2 separate regions of the Homo sapiens genome follow, and region 1 is linked to region 2. The links are chromatin loops, found by intact Hi-C in ENCODE. Cell type or tissue: dorsolateral prefrontal cortex. All regions are shown on one strand. Links, peaks and the distances in the headings refer to the core of each region. The heading gives the core; the rest is flanking DNA.

What was found. Hi-C counts contacts between places; a loop is a spot of excess contacts. Peaks named below come from ENCODE experiments on the same cell type or tissue, not always from the same donor. Only the 100,000 strongest peaks of a DNase experiment are listed, where the experiment ranks them.
Region 1: it touches region 2 in a loop (12-fold over the local background); 56 of 110 quality-filtered maps call a loop at or near these places.

Annotation. Positions count from the first base shown.
Region 1 is chr11:84,520,632-84,528,977 of GRCh38, forward strand. The region is part of intron 7 of DLG2 (discs large MAGUK scaffold protein 2); the gene reads right to left. Among named protein-coding and RNA genes, the nearest start is that of DLG2-AS2, 890 kb to the left of the region's middle. In dorsolateral prefrontal cortex, for the core only: CTCF peaks have their summits at 4,030 (motif pointing left) and 4,051 (motif pointing left); no DNase peak of the experiment used is centred there; H3K27ac peaks cover 618 bases.
Region 2 is chr11:83,833,872-83,842,217 of GRCh38, forward strand. All of the region lies in intron 16 of DLG2 (discs large MAGUK scaffold protein 2), which reads right to left. Among named protein-coding and RNA genes, the nearest start is that of DLG2-AS2, 200 kb to the left of the region's middle. In dorsolateral prefrontal cortex, for the core only: CTCF peaks have their summits at 3,102 (motif pointing right) and 3,303; a DNase peak (open chromatin) is centred at 3,110; H3K4me3 peaks cover 459 bases; H3K27ac peaks cover 7,306 bases.

The sequences.
Region 1 (8,346 bases), core at 277-8,276, 690 kb after region 2:
ATGTGTTTCTCTTACTTTTCCATTGACCATTCTAGAAAGTGGGAATGAGAAAAAGAGGGTGGAATGGAAAATAGGGACTAGGGAAATAGAAGTTGAGGTGGAGGTAGCCACACAGGAATTTGAGTGTGGAAGAAGGGGTTCTTTAAGCGTAGATGGTAAAATTCAAGCCAACAAAGGATAACCTCCTTAATCTTAATTACTTCCCACAATGTGCTTCTATTATCATCAGTATATAAATGTGGAAATTAGGTTTAGGAGCATTCAGTGAATTCTCAAATGGCACATTTCTGATGCCATGCCTAGCTCTTATCCCACACACTGCCCTGCAGCTCTGGGAAAGCATCCCATAGAGAAATAATAGCATTGCTACGATGTACATTAGTCTTTGAGATGTAAATCATTTACATTTTCTTTTTACAAAACTATCTCATCAGAATTTACACAAGTACACAAATGGACAGAAGAGTTAAATAATGATGAGACTTATTTTTACTGAATCAATCTGATGCACACAGTTTAGTTGGAGAGATTTGGGATGAAGAGAGAGGTTGGTCTAGCGTCAACAACCTAGATTTGGCCCTTTACTAAAGCTGAAAATTGGCATAAACAAATAATAACTCAGTGATAACAATTTTCAATAACATCCCCTAGAAATTGAAATAAGTGAACCTCTGTGATCTGCTGAGTTGAGAACACCTGTTGTTTACTTTTCTTGGGAAACAGAGACATAAACTCAGGTCTAGGAATCCAAGACCCGGATTCCTGTCTCAGCTATAGTGTTAGCTAGGTGGCTGCCTTGGGAAAGTCTCATAACAGCTGTGATTCTTAGTTGCTTTATTTGTAAAATTAAGTAATTACAATATGTTATTCCTAATGCCTCTGCTGAGATGTAAGTCTAGTGATTCTATGAGGCTTCCTATTGGATATTGCGTTATCTGATTATTTAAGGAATTTATTGCTGAACTTAAAAGCCTCTTGCCTGGGTCTGTGCAGCGCATTATCTAAACTAAAGCAAGGTATCATCTTGTATGAGAAGGGGCTCCATTTTCTAATTCATATAAATATGTTGAATGAGTAGCGGCAGCTCAGCTTTAATTGTTTATAAGAGAAGTAAAACCTACTTTTGGAAATGATATTTCAAATAGTTTTAAATTGCTTGTTTATAATTAAAAGCAGGTAATATGTCTTATAGTCCACTGAGAAAATAAACTACCATCAGAAACAAGTTTTTAAATTAAATTTCTTTGGGCTGGGCATGGTGGCTCAAGCCTGCAATCCCAGCACTTTGGGAGGCCAAGGTGGGCAGATCACCTGAGGTCAGGAGTTCAAGACCAGCCTGGCCAACATGATGAAACCCCGTCTCTAGTCTCTACTAAAAATACAAAAATGAGTTGGGCGTGGTGGCACATGCCTGTAGTCCCAGCTACTTGGGAAGCTGAAGCAGGCGAATCACTTGAATCCAGGAGGCAGAGACTGCAGTGAGCAGAGATCATGCCACTGCACTCCAGCCTGGGCGACAGAGCGAGACTCTGTCTCAAAAACGAACAAACAAAAAAAAAAAAAGAAAAGAAAAGAAAAAATTTATTCACATGTAATATGAAGCAGTGAAACTAGAAAATCTCTAAAGCACCAGTCCTGAAACCAGAAAATCTCTGGAACACCAGTCTAGAGTAACTTCAATTACTGTAATTTCAAGTTAACTTTGTCTCATTACTTCTGTATGTGCCCTATTGCTTAATGGGCCTTAAGGTCAAGGTGGGAGGTGGGGAGTTGTTCTGTTCTATGTAAAGGAACTTCAGTAACTGTCTCTTGAATGCATTTTAAATGAACTTACCTGTGACCCAAAATTGGCCACAAACTCTAACATACTCAGTGTTCTGCCAATTCAGAAGGAACAAATCATCTGCCTTCAGAGTGACTTTGGTGAGTCAGCTGGACTGGAAGAATGTATCCTGGGAGCTGCATTAGGATTAAATCTGATTGCTAGACACTGGCAATTCCTCTCTGAGTTGGAGAAAATCAATTCAACCTTCTCTACCATGTTTTCTTGTACAACATTCTGTCTTATATAAGATTACATAAGTTTCCTTTGTATATACCAATAGACGCATTTAAAAATTGCCTTCTGGACTATTTTTATACTTATTAAACAAGATGAAATAAGTGTTTTGCTGTATAGCTTCTGTCCACTAAATGATCCTTGCACATCCTGATTATCTTTAAAGGTTATGCATATGTTCCAATATCTTCCATCACTAGCCTCAAAAGAAAGCCATTTCTTTATGCTTTAGTAAATTCTTGTTTGGACCACTCAAAATGTCCCCAACTCATTTGCTACAATTTGAGCTAACCAACATGACATTCACTTTTGCAGAAGAGATAATAATTTGAATAACACACCCTTACTTAGCTGAGATAGGAATGTTCTACAGTGTAAAACTATTCTCTGAAGGACATCAAGGATGAGGATTTAACAATTTCCAATCATTACTGAGAGCTCAAAGAGTTAACTAATCTTAAATTTAGATTTGTTCTTAGATACATACACACTTTCTATTTTTTTAATGTGAAATAATTACCATTTACTGAGCAACTACTAGGCGCCAAGTACTACAGACTTTCCACGTATTATCTCAAGTAATCTTTACAGCATGGAATGTGAATTCCATACTATTATTTCCAAGAGGTTAGAAGTTAATAGATTTACTAATAGACACAGCTAGAAAGCAACTAAGCTACATTGTAAACACAAGTAAGTCTGATTCTAAAGCCCATCTGCTTTCCACTATATGCTATTACTTTTCTGGATTAGCTGGGAAAGAGTTAAAAATTCAACAGCACTAACAGTCTCAGAATTAATTTTTGCAGAGTTTGGAAAAATTTCCGATTATCTTTGCTAAGAAAAAAGAATTGAAAACATGCTCACCAAAAGGTTACAATTCCAGACTGTTTAGAAATATGGGAGGGATGTAGAAGTTACGTATCATTTTAGGGTACCACTAACAATATCATCTTTAACCACAGTAACAATAAGTGCCTTATATTGATGAGCAGCCTCTGTGAGTGTTAGTACATTATTTCTAATTGTTACAGAAAGTTTTGGCAATAGTGAAATCTTAGTTTTGAGAAAAATTTCTGTGTAACTGGGTTAACTCTAGAAATATCTGCAGCTACATATAATCACTATTAACACTTATCTAGAATTTTCTATAAACACTTATTTTTAAAACTTATTATGATTTTAATAACCTAATATTTCTTAGAAAAAATTCATCATCATTATTGTTATTAATACTATGTACATAAAAGAAGTAGAAAATTTGAATTTCATCACACAAACTCATCTTTCAAAACCCATAGAGAGAACCCCTTCCATGGGTGTCCAGTCTTTTGGCTTCCTTGGGCCACATTGGAAGAAGAAGAATTGTCTTGGGCCACACATAAAATACACTAACTCTAATGATAGCTGAGGAGCTTAAAAAAAAACTGCAAAAAATATCATAATGCTTTAAGAAAGTTTACGAATCTGTGCTGGGTCCATTCAAAGCTGTCCTGAGTCACAGGTGGCCCATCACTGCAGGTTAGACAAGCTTGCCTTAACCCTTGATGACTTTGGTTCTAAAAAGAATTCTTATATTTTGAGATGCTGGTTCAGTCCTATGCCTAACATTCCTTTCTTCCCGCTTTTCAATATCTGGCCTAAATAGCCAGAATTATTGGGGGTATGCTGTTTGTACCCTTTCCAGTTAAAGATAATTGAGGAAAGGAATGCTTTATTTGCATGGAATTTCGATCAGGAGATTTTGTGCCTACATTCAGAATGCGTCTGTCAAGGCCATATTTCAACCATTTCCTCTCACCAGGGACTAGTCCTGGAACACAATGTGCTGTGCACAAGTCACAAATCTCTGCCAAACCTTTATGTTTTTATTAACTAAGAGCTTCTAATTTAGCTTCACAAATCTGTTTCTTCCTCAAGACTAGATGCTTCCAGGATGATCATCTCAGCTACTTCCACCATCTAGTGGCAAGAGATAGAAATGAAAGGATTTTACACTTTTAAAGATTATTGCCTAAAATATCAAGAATCAGAATAGTTTTCTAATCAGTGGTATTATTAAAAACATTATGTCTAGAAAGGAAAAATAAACACATTATTTTCAGTTGCTGGTCAGGGCCTCATGACTGTTGGGGTCAAATGTAACTCATAGGGTATTTCTTTTTTTTTTTTTTTTAAATTAATCAAATACGTATTTTAAAACATCTGCTATTTGGTCAACACCATCTTAGGCATTGTAGAGGAACTACAAATTTCTGTATTTAAAAGACATGACTCCCTTTTAGTAGAAGTTCATAACTTAGTTATGAAAATAGAAGCTCCAAGCTACTAAGGGCTAAATGTTGTGGTAAATTTCTCACTGCTTCATGTTATCCTCGGTAGGTACCTCTCTCTCCCCAAAGCCCATATATGGTGGTGGTGGACCTGTGTTTCAGTCCTCTGTGTTCTTCTCCCCTCTCCTGAGCAATCCCATCCATTTTCACAACTCCAACTACACTGAAAACGTCAAAGTTTCCATTTTCTAGATCAGATCTTTATTTCAAACTGACTGTTAAACACTTCTACCTGGGTATAACATAAATACTTCAAAATCAGTTACTCCAACATAAACTCAGAAATTATCCCACTCCCTCCCCTGCCATTCTAAAATCTGCTCTTCCTCTGGCATTCTTGGTTTCATTTCATGATACATCCTCTACTCTGGGGTCAAATTTTAAAAATTGTAAATTATCTTCTATTTCTCTCTCTTTTCTACCTTCTATATGTAATATGTCTCAATGTCCTGATGATATCTCTTTTTAAATAAGCCTTCTAATCTATCCTTCCCTTCAACCCCAATACCTCTGCTTTACATCAAAGCTTATCTATCTTTTACATTTCACCTGATGCTCTTGAATCTGATGTCATACCTTTCCAATTATTCCTTCCACTGTACCACATGACATGAATAACGGTCTAATTTGCATATCAGGTCATGTCATTCTCCTTTTTAAAAATTCTGTAGTCACCCCTCATTACCTACAAGGTGAAGTCCAGTCTCTACATAAGGTCCTTCATTACCTGTTCATGCCCATCTCTCTTGCTTTATGGGATGTTTGGGCCCACTCTATGCCCCTTTCCTTAATTCTTACATTATGCGTCAGTATCCTAGCCAACTACTTGGCAATTCTCAGAACTTTTCCATACTGTTACACAACTGCTAGAGTATAGGGCAACCTTGACTTTTCTCCCTTATTTCATACTTCCTTCAAGTAAAAAATGATCTCGTGTATAATTTTTTTTCTCTGACAACACCCATCCTAACCTCTCCAGCTCCAAAAAATTAAACAGTTTTTCTACGTCTTGAGAGACCTCTTCTTTCACACTTTCTTTATTGTACGCTCCAAAAGTATATGTGCCCAACCAAAATATAATTTTATATTAAAGAAATAATTCTATGACAAAATATGTCTGGGAAATACTTTGTACTAATCATATTTCCATCTTAGATGTTTATATTTCATATTATTATAGTAAAGGCTCTGAGAAATCCTTCAATAAGTTAATGGATTTAACTCCTCAAATGTGTTTAAGCACTCATTCATACCTTTATTTTAATAATGCTGACAAAATTCCACCAAACATACTTTGGGAGATGCTAGTCTAGTTTCATTTTAGATTCCAATAAGGGAGTAAAATGAAAAGCAAAACAAAACAAAAATAAGATGCAGTCCAGGTCTTGGGAGCTTACACATTTACTAAGAGCAAGAAAAACAGCAAACCTAGAGGAAAGAACATTATATAGCAGTCCTTCCTGATCTTAGGTTGCACTTTTCATGCAGTTTCAGCTACCAGAGGTCAACTATGACCTGAAAACAGGTGAGTACACTACAAGATATTTTGAGAGACAGAGAGAGAGCACATTCACATAACTTTTATTAAAGTATATTGTTATAATTATATTTTATTAGTTATTGTGGTTAATCCCTTACTGAGCCTAATTTATAAATTTAATTATGTGATAACATACTTATGAAAACATAAGAAAAAACATAGTATAAATAGGATTTGGTACTATCTGCAGTTTCATGCATCCACTGGGGGTGTTTTTTTTTTTTTTTTTTTTTGAGACGGAGTCTTGCTCTGTCGCCCAGGCTGGAGTGCAGTGGCGCAATCTCGGCTCACTGCAAGCTCCGCCTCCCGGGTTCACGCCATTCTCCTGCCTCAGCCTCCCGAGTAGCTGGGACTACAGGCATCCGCCACCACGCCCGGCTAATTTTTTGTATTTTTAGTAGAGACGGGGTTTCACCGTTTTAGCCGGGATGATCTCGATCTCCTGACCTCATGATCCACCCGCCTCGGCCTCCCAAAGTGCTGGGATTACAGGCGTGAGCCACCGCTCCCGGCCCCACTGGGGGTCTTAAAATGCATCCCCCACAGATAAGTGGGGACTACTGTATAGTTCAACAAATAATTTTTAGAACAATAGAATAAGGCATATTTTAAAATGATGACTATGTGGGATGCACTAACTCCTTGTGCCATAGGATCTTATGACCAGTCGGGGTTGGCCAAGAGTTAACAGGAAAGGCTTTATGTAGGAAGAGGGTTTTTATTGTACTTTTGGCTAAAACATACTTTCCTATGATTGTGCTCTGGCAACTCTAGTAAGAAAATAGTATAAAAATACACATTGTTATCCTTTGTCTATAGTTTTTTTATTGGCTTCTTCATGCTTCAGCTCTCCTCCTATAATTTCTCAAATGTGCATTGCCTACAGATTCTCAAATGTCTTCTATATATACTCAACAAGTGCCCAGTTGTCTCAGGGTATTGAAGTTTACCCAAACCTCACATACTCCTAATTTCCAGCAAAGCTTCCCAGAACTGTTTATTCCAGTCCCTGTGAAAATTCGAAGACACACAATAATATTTATCTGATTAAAGTAATTCACACCAATTTATAAAAGGAGGCTTTAATCTTCCTTGTAATTAGTTACTGAACCTAAGAATCTAAGCCGGTTTTGACTGCAAGACACATTTCTTTTTTAATACACCCTAGGAAATACTGCCAATTTTAACTGCAAGATGCCATTGATCTTAAGACACATCCAGATTTCAGATATGTTAATATGTGATAAAATATGAAGTTTAGAATTTATGAAATTTTGTATAAGTGATGATTAGGTAAGGAAGAAGAGGACAGCAGTTAACTCCCTCCCTTTCTCTCTCTCTCTCTCTCTCTCTCTCTCTCTCTCTCTCTCTCGCTAATAAATACTCCTACAGGGCACTCTGGTAGGTGCTTGGGCCCCATAGTTTTAAGTTTGAGGAGTTCAAATTTCAGTTTCGGAATAATAATAAGTAACAAATAATTAATTATGAATCAAGAGAATAATCTAGGTACTGAAAATCATTTCACTGCTCTTTGTTTCCCCATTACTTAGTGCTATAGTAGGCACTCAGTTAATATTTATTGAACTGACCTAAAGTGAGAAGACCTAAACTGAAAAGAAAATTCTTGTGGTTTATTATAGGCCAATTTCTTTTATGAAAGATTCTAGGTAGCATCTGAAGAGAATGCATCCCCACCTTGAGGAAAGGAAAACAAATTCCCTTGAATTCACCACTAAATTGCATTTCTCTTTCCAATCCCACACTTCACACTGGCCAAAGCACTCTAATGAAAACAGGCTAAGAAAGCCCATCCTATCACTTAGGCAGCTGGTGTGCACCAAAGACAGATGAATCTTAGAACCAAGGCTTCAAGTAATACACGACGATGGAGAAAATGATACTCAAACCTGTGACAGTGAGATTATTCAGCTAATGATTCAGAGCCCACTCAATGTGACATTTAAACTGTTATCCAGCAATCTCACACTCTGTTTAGGCATGCCATATGTAAATTCTCCATTAATACTAGAGTCACATTGTTTTCTCAGTAGGATTCTGGGGGAAGCATCTGATTATGTGTTTTGCCTCCTTTTCTTCCTTTTAGTGTTTGACCCAAGAATACCAGACAGATAAAAGAAGGCAAAGAAGTTGAAAATATGACAGTTCTAATGGAGACCTTGTACCTTTTTAGCAGTTCCCTGATTCTAACAGGCTTCCTTTATGAGAAAATAACCCATTAGATTTTAATCATTGCAAGTTTTTCAACAGTTGAACTGTGATAATAACAACTTGATTAGGAAATGTATCCTATTGCTATAAAAATGCTAGTGCTTGAATCTGATATCACAGTACTGTGCTGGAGCTCACTCGTACTAGCTCATGAGAGCCTCATGTGCCTCCATTTCCACATATTT
Region 2 (8,346 bases), core at 96-8,095:
GTAAAATTGTTTCTCAAACTAAGATAACATTTGCACATCAAGAAAGAGGCTAATATCAGGACAGATGTTTGAGTTCCCCACTGCAACAACTACCAAAATACCATGCAAAAAATCATTCCTTCATTCTAAAAAAATTTCTTAAACTACCTTTACTTCTACTTTTCTTTTGTTTAAAACATCTCTTTTTGTATCAAGCACCACAGTAGTACTCAGTATGACGGATGCACACAAAAGCAGGGAGGGATTTTTGGGAAGAAGAGACTAAGGTTGAATGCCCAGATCATGAAAGATCTTACAAGCCAGGTTGTGGGTTTGTTGTTTGCTTGACTGTTAATTAAAATTTACTGTGTAGGCCATGGGGCTCATTAGAAGATTCTGAGACATTAAGAATACTTAAATTCATTTTAGGAAAATTAACAGATGGTCCTATGGAGGGCTGACGGAGAGGAAAGCACAGATATGATCGGAGGTGGGAAAACCATTTAGGATGTTGTCTAGGAATCCAGCTGTGAGGAAGTCACAGCCTGAAGAAGGGTGACAGCAGTGAGAATTTTAAAAAGGGCAACATGAGAGAGGAAATTTGAAGGGAGAAGCAGTAGGTCCAGAGATGACTCAGACATTGGAAAAAGAGGAGAGAGAGCATCTAAGTAACTAGCAAAAGGAGAGATGAGTGGAATCCAGGGTCATGAGAATGAGTATGATTTTGACACACTCAGTTCCAGGAAATAGTGAGATATCCAGGTGGAGATGTTCTGAAGCAGCTGGAGACAAAGAATAGGAATATGGGCCTTCAGAGAGGACTATAAATACATATTTGAGGATCATCAATAAAAAGGTCAGAGATCAAATCTTGAGCCAATAGTTCACTGAGTTTGTGTACAGCTCAGAATAATATGGAATTATAGAATGTAAAAAGTCTTAAAATGCATTTAGTTCAATTTTCTGTATCAGTAGTTTTAAAAAGTGTTTTTGCAAGCCTTAGGTTTGACCAAGTTGTCATTTGCATCACCCACCCTCCTCTCCCAAACATCTCAGTTCATCTTCTATTTTCCAGCTCTTAATGATGTAAGAATGAGAAAGAGCCATCCCATGTATTTTATACTAATGGCTACACAAAGAATTTGTTACTTGCTATCACATTTCCATGCATAAAATGATGCATTATGTATATATGCCTTATTATGAGGAAAGGTGTAAAGTGCACCTCACAACTTGAACTGTAAGTAATAAATTATGTAACAATGCATTAAGTCAGAGGTAAAGTGACATAGAGTTAACTCATTTCATTCTACAAATACTTTGTAAACACCTACTGTGCCAGGAAGGTGTTTCAGGTGCTCAGAATGTTTGCAAACAAAACAAATATCCCTGTCCTTGTGGGCTTACAATCTAATGAAGGTAGACCACTAATAAACAATAGATGCAATAAATAAGTTCATTATATAGCACGTTAGAAGGCAAAAAGTATTTTGGAGAGAAAAAAAGGCAGAGCAGTGTAGGAGGGATAGGTTGTGGTGAGGAGGGCCTGGGTAGGATGGATTGAGAAGGTGACATTTTAGAAAAAATTGAAGAGGTGAGGAAACTAGTCATGTCGCTATAAAAAGGAAGAACATTCTGGCCAGAGGAAAGGAACAGCCAAACAGAGATCCTAATATGGAAGGGTGCCTGGTGTTGTCAAAGAAGAACTAGGAGGCCACTGTGGCTGAACTGAGTGAATGAGGAAAGGAGAATGGTAAACAATGAAGTCACTGTTTTAGTTTTCTATTGCTGAATAACAAGTTACCACAAATCTAGCAGGTTAAAACCACAGCCATTATTCTCTTTCAGTTCTGTAGGTCAGGAGTCTGGGTGGACTTGACTGTGTTGCCTACCTATGCTGAAGTCAAGGTGTCAGCCAGGCTCAGCTTTATTGCAAATTTCTGTGGAAAAATCTGCTTCCAAATGTATTTAGGTTCCTGGCAGAATTCAGTTTCTTGTGGTTGTAGGATTGTATTAGTCAGGGTTCTTCAGAGAAAGCCAACATGAGATTGCACACACACACACCCCTATGGTATATACACATACACACACACCCCTATAGTATATACACATACATCATAAGGAATTGGCTTATGTAGTTGTGGAGGCTGATAAGGCCCAGGATTTGTGGCTGGCAAATTGGAGACCGAGGAGAGCCAGTGATATATATTAAATAGTTGTAGGCTGAGGCTAAGCCTGAAGGCAGATGAAGACTGCTGATGTCCCAGCTTGAAGACAGTCAGGAAGAAGCAGCAAATTCACCCTCTCAATGCTTTTTTATTCTATTCAGGCCTTCAGTGGATTAGATGAGGATCACACCCCTTGGGGAAAACAATCTGCTTTACCCAGCCTATTGATTTGCATGTTCATCTCATCCAGAAACACCCTCACAGACATACTGAGGAAAATGTTTAACCAAATAGCTGGACACTCAATGACTCAGTCAAGCTGATACATGAAATTAACCATCATAAGGAATAAGGTACCCATTTCCTTGCTGGCCATCAACTGGGGCCTCTCTCAGCTCCTATAGGCCATCCACATTCCTCACCCCATGGCTCTCTCTATCTTCAAGCAACTAATGGCACATTGAATCCTCTTCACATTTGGAAGCTCTGACTTCCTCTTCTCCAACTAGCTGAATAACTCTTTGCTTCTTAGGGGTTTATGTGATTAGGCCAGGCCCACCCAGATAATTTTCCTATCTTAACTGATTAGTAACCTTAATTACTTGCAAAATCCCTTTTCTTATGTAAGAACTTAACTGTGGGAGTAACACCAGGAGGTAGATATCATGGGTCCCTCTTAGAACTCTGCCTACCACTATCAGAGAGACAACGGTGCATTAATCCTGCAGGGCCTTGTAGATCATTTTAAAAGCTTTGACTTTTACTCTGATAGAAATGGGGAGCCTGTGAGGAAATGAATTGACCTGACTTACATTTGTAAATGATTCCTTTGATGTAAAATAGAGTCCTCTTGCAGCTGGGTGGGCATGGCAGTTCAGCTCCCCCTTGATCACAGAACAGCAGGGAGGGAGACACAGAGCATTCACCTCATTCTACCTCATTGCCACTAGGTGGGAGTAGAAGTTCAGCTCCGCGCTTGGATCCACTAACACCAATCGGGGAGAGAAGATGGGGTGCTGACTAGCACTGCCTTGAACCACCTTATTCTCCTTACCTTTGCATGGGGGTAGGAGTTCAGCTCCTCACAGGGCCCTGCTGATACTATCCTGGCAGGCAGAGTGGTTTTCCAACTAGTACTGATTTCCTCTTTCTCCTACTTCATTGCCACTGTGCAGGGGTGGAAGTTAAGCTTCTTGCTGGTTCCCATCAATATTAGGAGTAGGGGAATGGAATGCCAACTAACGCCACCTCATTTCAGCCTGTTGCTGCTGGGTAAGGGTACGAGTTCAGCTCCCCACTAGAAAGTGGAGTATCGACTAGCATCACCTCGTACCCCCTTGTTCTGCCTATTTGCTGCCAGGTGGGGATGGAAATTCAGTTCTTGTTCTGTCTACCAACAACAGCCTAGTGGAAGAAGTGTAAGGCCATCTTAGAGTTGCCTCTCCTGGCTGCCGCTGGTAGAGCCAGAAACCTAGCTCTCGGCATAGCACTACTGACACTGCAGGGTTGAGGGGACAGTTTTTTCTTTGGTGTTTGGCTAGAGTAGGTCAGTATTATCAAAAGTTTTCCGGTTCTATTAGTCTACCTGTTTTTCCCAGTCATTTATCTAAAGGGAGCAGGTTTTACTTGGGGCTGTTTTTGTCTGTACTTATTGGCGGTTCCAGGCTGCAGGTTCTCCAGTGCTCTGTCCAAATACATAGCAAGCAAAAAAAAAAAAAAAAAAAAAAAAGAAAAGAAAGAAAAAGTCCTGGGAACTCACTACAGTATCCTTCCTTTCCTAGCCAGTTTGTTGCCTCCTTTCCAACTCTAAAGTCTTCCTACATTTGTGTTTTTCTACTCAAGGTTATTTGTTTTGTTTTGCTTTTTAAATAAGAGGGTGGATTAGAGAGAAATGGGGATACATTTTAAACGTAGAGGCCAACAGAATTTTCATGAAAAGGTTATTGTCGAAATCTCCCCCTTTCCCCAGAATAAACACACGTATAGACATTCTTAGTGGGTCCAACAACACTGAAGCTCTATATAGTACATATAGATGGAGGGAAGAGAGTGATTAGGACTCTGACATTTGTCCCTGTGCTAGATATTGTGCTTGATGCTTTATATGAATCATTTGATTTATTCCTCAAAAAAATGAAAGGTATACTGATTTTGCAACTACTTTAAAACAGGAACAGAAAGCAAAATAGATTGATGATTGGATAGATGGGTAGGTATGTGATAGAGAAAGTATAGGAAAATGTTAATAGTGGAATCTAGGTGACAAGTACACGGATGTTCATTGTAACATTTTTAAACTTTTCCTTATGTTTGAAAAATGTTTATAATGAAATTATGAGTAAAATAAATAACCTGATGAAGAAATCATTAGGGCAAATGTTTAGATTAGTGAAATGAGACTACTTGTCTAAGCTTTTAACTGAGTTTAGTAAGCAGCAAAGGCAGGATTAAGGACATAGATTTTCTGTCTCACAATCCAAAAGTCTAGAATACGGTATATACCAGAGATTGCAAACCAGCAAGTCAAAGGCTGAATTTGACTCATAATATTTACAAATGTTTGAATTAGCTGCCCAAGTTTAAAATTAGGAAAATTTGCATGAAATATGGATTTGTGGCTTCACATGAAAAAAGTCTGGCATTCCATCAACACTAGCTCCCAGTTTTGCTGTGAGGCAACACTTGGTTTAGAGAATGGGCTTCTTTAGAAGGGTCATTCATGCTCTAGTTTGCCATAGTCCTGACCTCTTTCTCCTGTTCCCAGACAAAAAAAAAAAAGCTGTCATTGTACCACATTTGCACTTCTTATAAAATTAAGAGGAAAGTATTTCTTGTACTCATACTCCTATCAAAAATGGGAAAATGAAAGCTTTATGGAGGGAATCATATTTTAATAAAAATGGGAGAGAGTAAGATTCCTATGGAAGTAAAGATTATTCTTACATGTTTAATATGCAATGTGACTTTATGCAGGAAGAATACAGCTTTCAAAGGTCATTATGAAACATCATTGCCCATTACCCATTTATGTTACCCATCTGGGGGCATTTTGTTAGTGACCTTTGCACTTTGACATACTGCTTCCTGTCTTTAAAAACAGAAAACATATAATGTTTGCATGACAGTAGATTTTATTTATTTTACCTGGACCCCATTGATTTCAAACTATCAAAACAAATCTTTTAAAATATATTATTTGGAATTTTTGAAACTCAGAAGATTTAAATGCCTTTTTTAAAAACAGAATTTTATATTATAGTTAATTATGATACTTACTTTAATAGTGAAGATAAATGACAAAAAATAAATTTGTAAAATGGAATGCAAATAAAATGTCCTAAGCACACTTCAAATGATTTATTTTTTCTAATTTAAATTTCTTATCCTAATAACCTATTACAGCAATCTGTAGATTTTAAAGCATTTCACATATATTTTCCTGTTAGAGGATCAAAGCCCTTTAAAGTATTACAAGTCCTATTTTACCGATGCTTAGGTAAATCGGCTTGTCTACATTCACATAGCCAGAAGCATCAGAGCTAGTCTCTTTGCTGTAAGTTAAGTGTTTCATCCATTTGATGGAGAGGGAACTTAAACAATGAAAATTTTTAAAAACTAAGCTAAAATTCAAGTATATTTAAAGTATAGTAGTATACATTGAAGTATATATAAGCCAGAGGAGGATTCTTAATTTAAAAAAGGGATTACGATATATTACAGAATATAGTTTCCAAAACCATTGACACTCAAAGATTCACTTTAACTGCCCTTAGCTCTTATCATTTGAACCACATGGTTCAATACCGCATTCCATGCTGCCTTGCACTCTTCTCTCTCTGAATGTCATGGTATCTACTCCAACCCCTTCATCCCCTCTAATTCAGGTTTTGACTTTTAGGATAAACTCCCAACTTGAAGTCTCCTTGATCCTAGTTTCAATCTTCCAAATACATTCTCCTCCCTAAAATACAAATCAGATCACCTTACTACCCTGCTTAAACGTCTCCAGGCACCCTATGTTCCAGCCACATCAAAGTCCCTGTGCTTCCCTGAGTTTGACATGTTGCTTCATACCTCTACGTTTTGGCTCAGGCCACCTTAAAACTCAGTTCAACCATCACTTCTCTGAATCCCCAGGTACATATGATAACTTGTTCCTTGGGTCCACACTGTGTCTTCCACACATGCATCTATTGCAGCATGTTTTACAGTGTGTCATAATTGCTCATACCTTCTTCTCAAGAAAATGTGAACTCCTAGAACCCAGGCACCAGCATTTCCCCAGTAATAGTAAGATGCCTGGCAGGTAGCAGAAACTCAGGAAATAGGTATTAAATGAATGGATAAACTCCCACAGTGATTAAGGTCTCCATTTCATATTATAATTAATTACACGAATGTCTTTCCCTCTTCCTAGATTTTAACCAGGTATGTCAAAATCTAAATTCCAGAGATATAGATCACAAAACACAAATGGGCAAAGCAGGATGAGAAGGAAATATAGCAAACTGGAAGACACATTTCATCTAAAAGGGGGCTGCTGCTGCTCAACTCTGGACAATCGCTCCAAGCAGGAATGTCAAGCAATCTTGACAGATTCTCTAATTTTTAAAGATAAGCCAAGAATCTAGATATTTATATAAATTTCCCAGAATTCAAATATGACAATGGTTAAAAAAGGTAAAAGCATGGTGCAGGTCAAACTAAAGATGTCTGTTATGCATCCAGCTATGAACTGCCAGTGTGAGACTCTGCCTTGTTAGAAGTTTGATGGTGCATTTGACATCTGCTTCATGTTTTTCGCTTCCATGGTGCTCAGAATGGTACTTGACTGATGGTCATTTAATATTCCACATTTAGCCCATCCTTTTCTTCACTTTTCAGTTTCTCCCATTCTGTAATACCCTTTTATCTTACTGTTTCCCGTTTGTCTTTTTTTTCCTTTTATATTACAGCTGCTCAAGACCCATGATCTTCATGATAAACCATTCTCAAACATTTTGAGCCTAGCTGCTTTTGCATGCATACTGCTGAGGCTAATGACTCTGGGTCTGATTAATATAATAGCCCACATTTCTAAGAACTGTTTTGTGTGTGAGGGCATTGTGGCCCCCAGTGAGATCATAATATCCTGGAGGTGAGGTATCATGGTTTACTTTCTAGGTATACCTAATACTCATAGAACAGTGTTCAGTCAACATCTGATGATTGAATAAATAAACACAATTTATAAATAACTCAAATACTTTTTATACTAGAATGATTTGGGGACTCTGATTTCCTATTTTATTCATCATCCAGAATTCATATTGCTGAAGGCTCTGTTACTAATCATTATTATACATCATTATACATTGACAGTGGAACAAAATTCTATCTCTCATTTCTCATTCTGAAATTAGCTCAGGGATTGTAATCTTCTAGAAATTTTCCCTGATACTCTCCTTAGTCTCTCTACTCTAGGCTGGGTTGGGTGCTTCACCTAGCAATCTTTTCATGTATCTATCATAATGCTTATTCCACTGGATTGGTTTATTTGACTCCCTTTCTAGCTAGAGTGAGCAACTTCAGGGCAGAGACCCATACAAAACGACATACGTTGGCATTTGCTTTTTGTCTCCAATACCTGGTACATAAGAGGTGCTCACTGTCAGCTAATTTCATATTATGTTTTAAGTATGGAATGTATAGAAGACATAATTTGGTCACTCACAATATCAGCAGTTTTAAAAACAAAGTTAGATAGCTACTTAAAAATATGTATCTTACCCATCCATCCAACTTCCAATAGACAAGCATCTATGGAGTACCTATGTTGTGTTAGGCACTGTGAATACAAAGATTAAAGAGCCTGGGGTAGGAGGAGCCACATGTAAACAAACGCTTATAGAAGCCTAGGAAGTGGACAAGTGCTATGACAGAAACTTGTGAGCAATAAGCTAAAGTAGCCAAGAGTAAGGAGCGGCCAGCCTTCTTCTTAAAAGGTATTATTCTTTTACCATCATCACTTAGATGAAATGTGCTATATTCATTTATGCAGTTTTTATTTTTCTCTTAATATTATGTAAAAAGTCTTTAAAATTATAAAACCTTTGGATGCTGAGCGAATGGAGAAATGCCAGCCTGACCTGCTGCAAGCTGTGACAGATCATCAGCAGCATAATCTTACTCAGCTGGAGTCTCAGAGGATCCTCTAAAC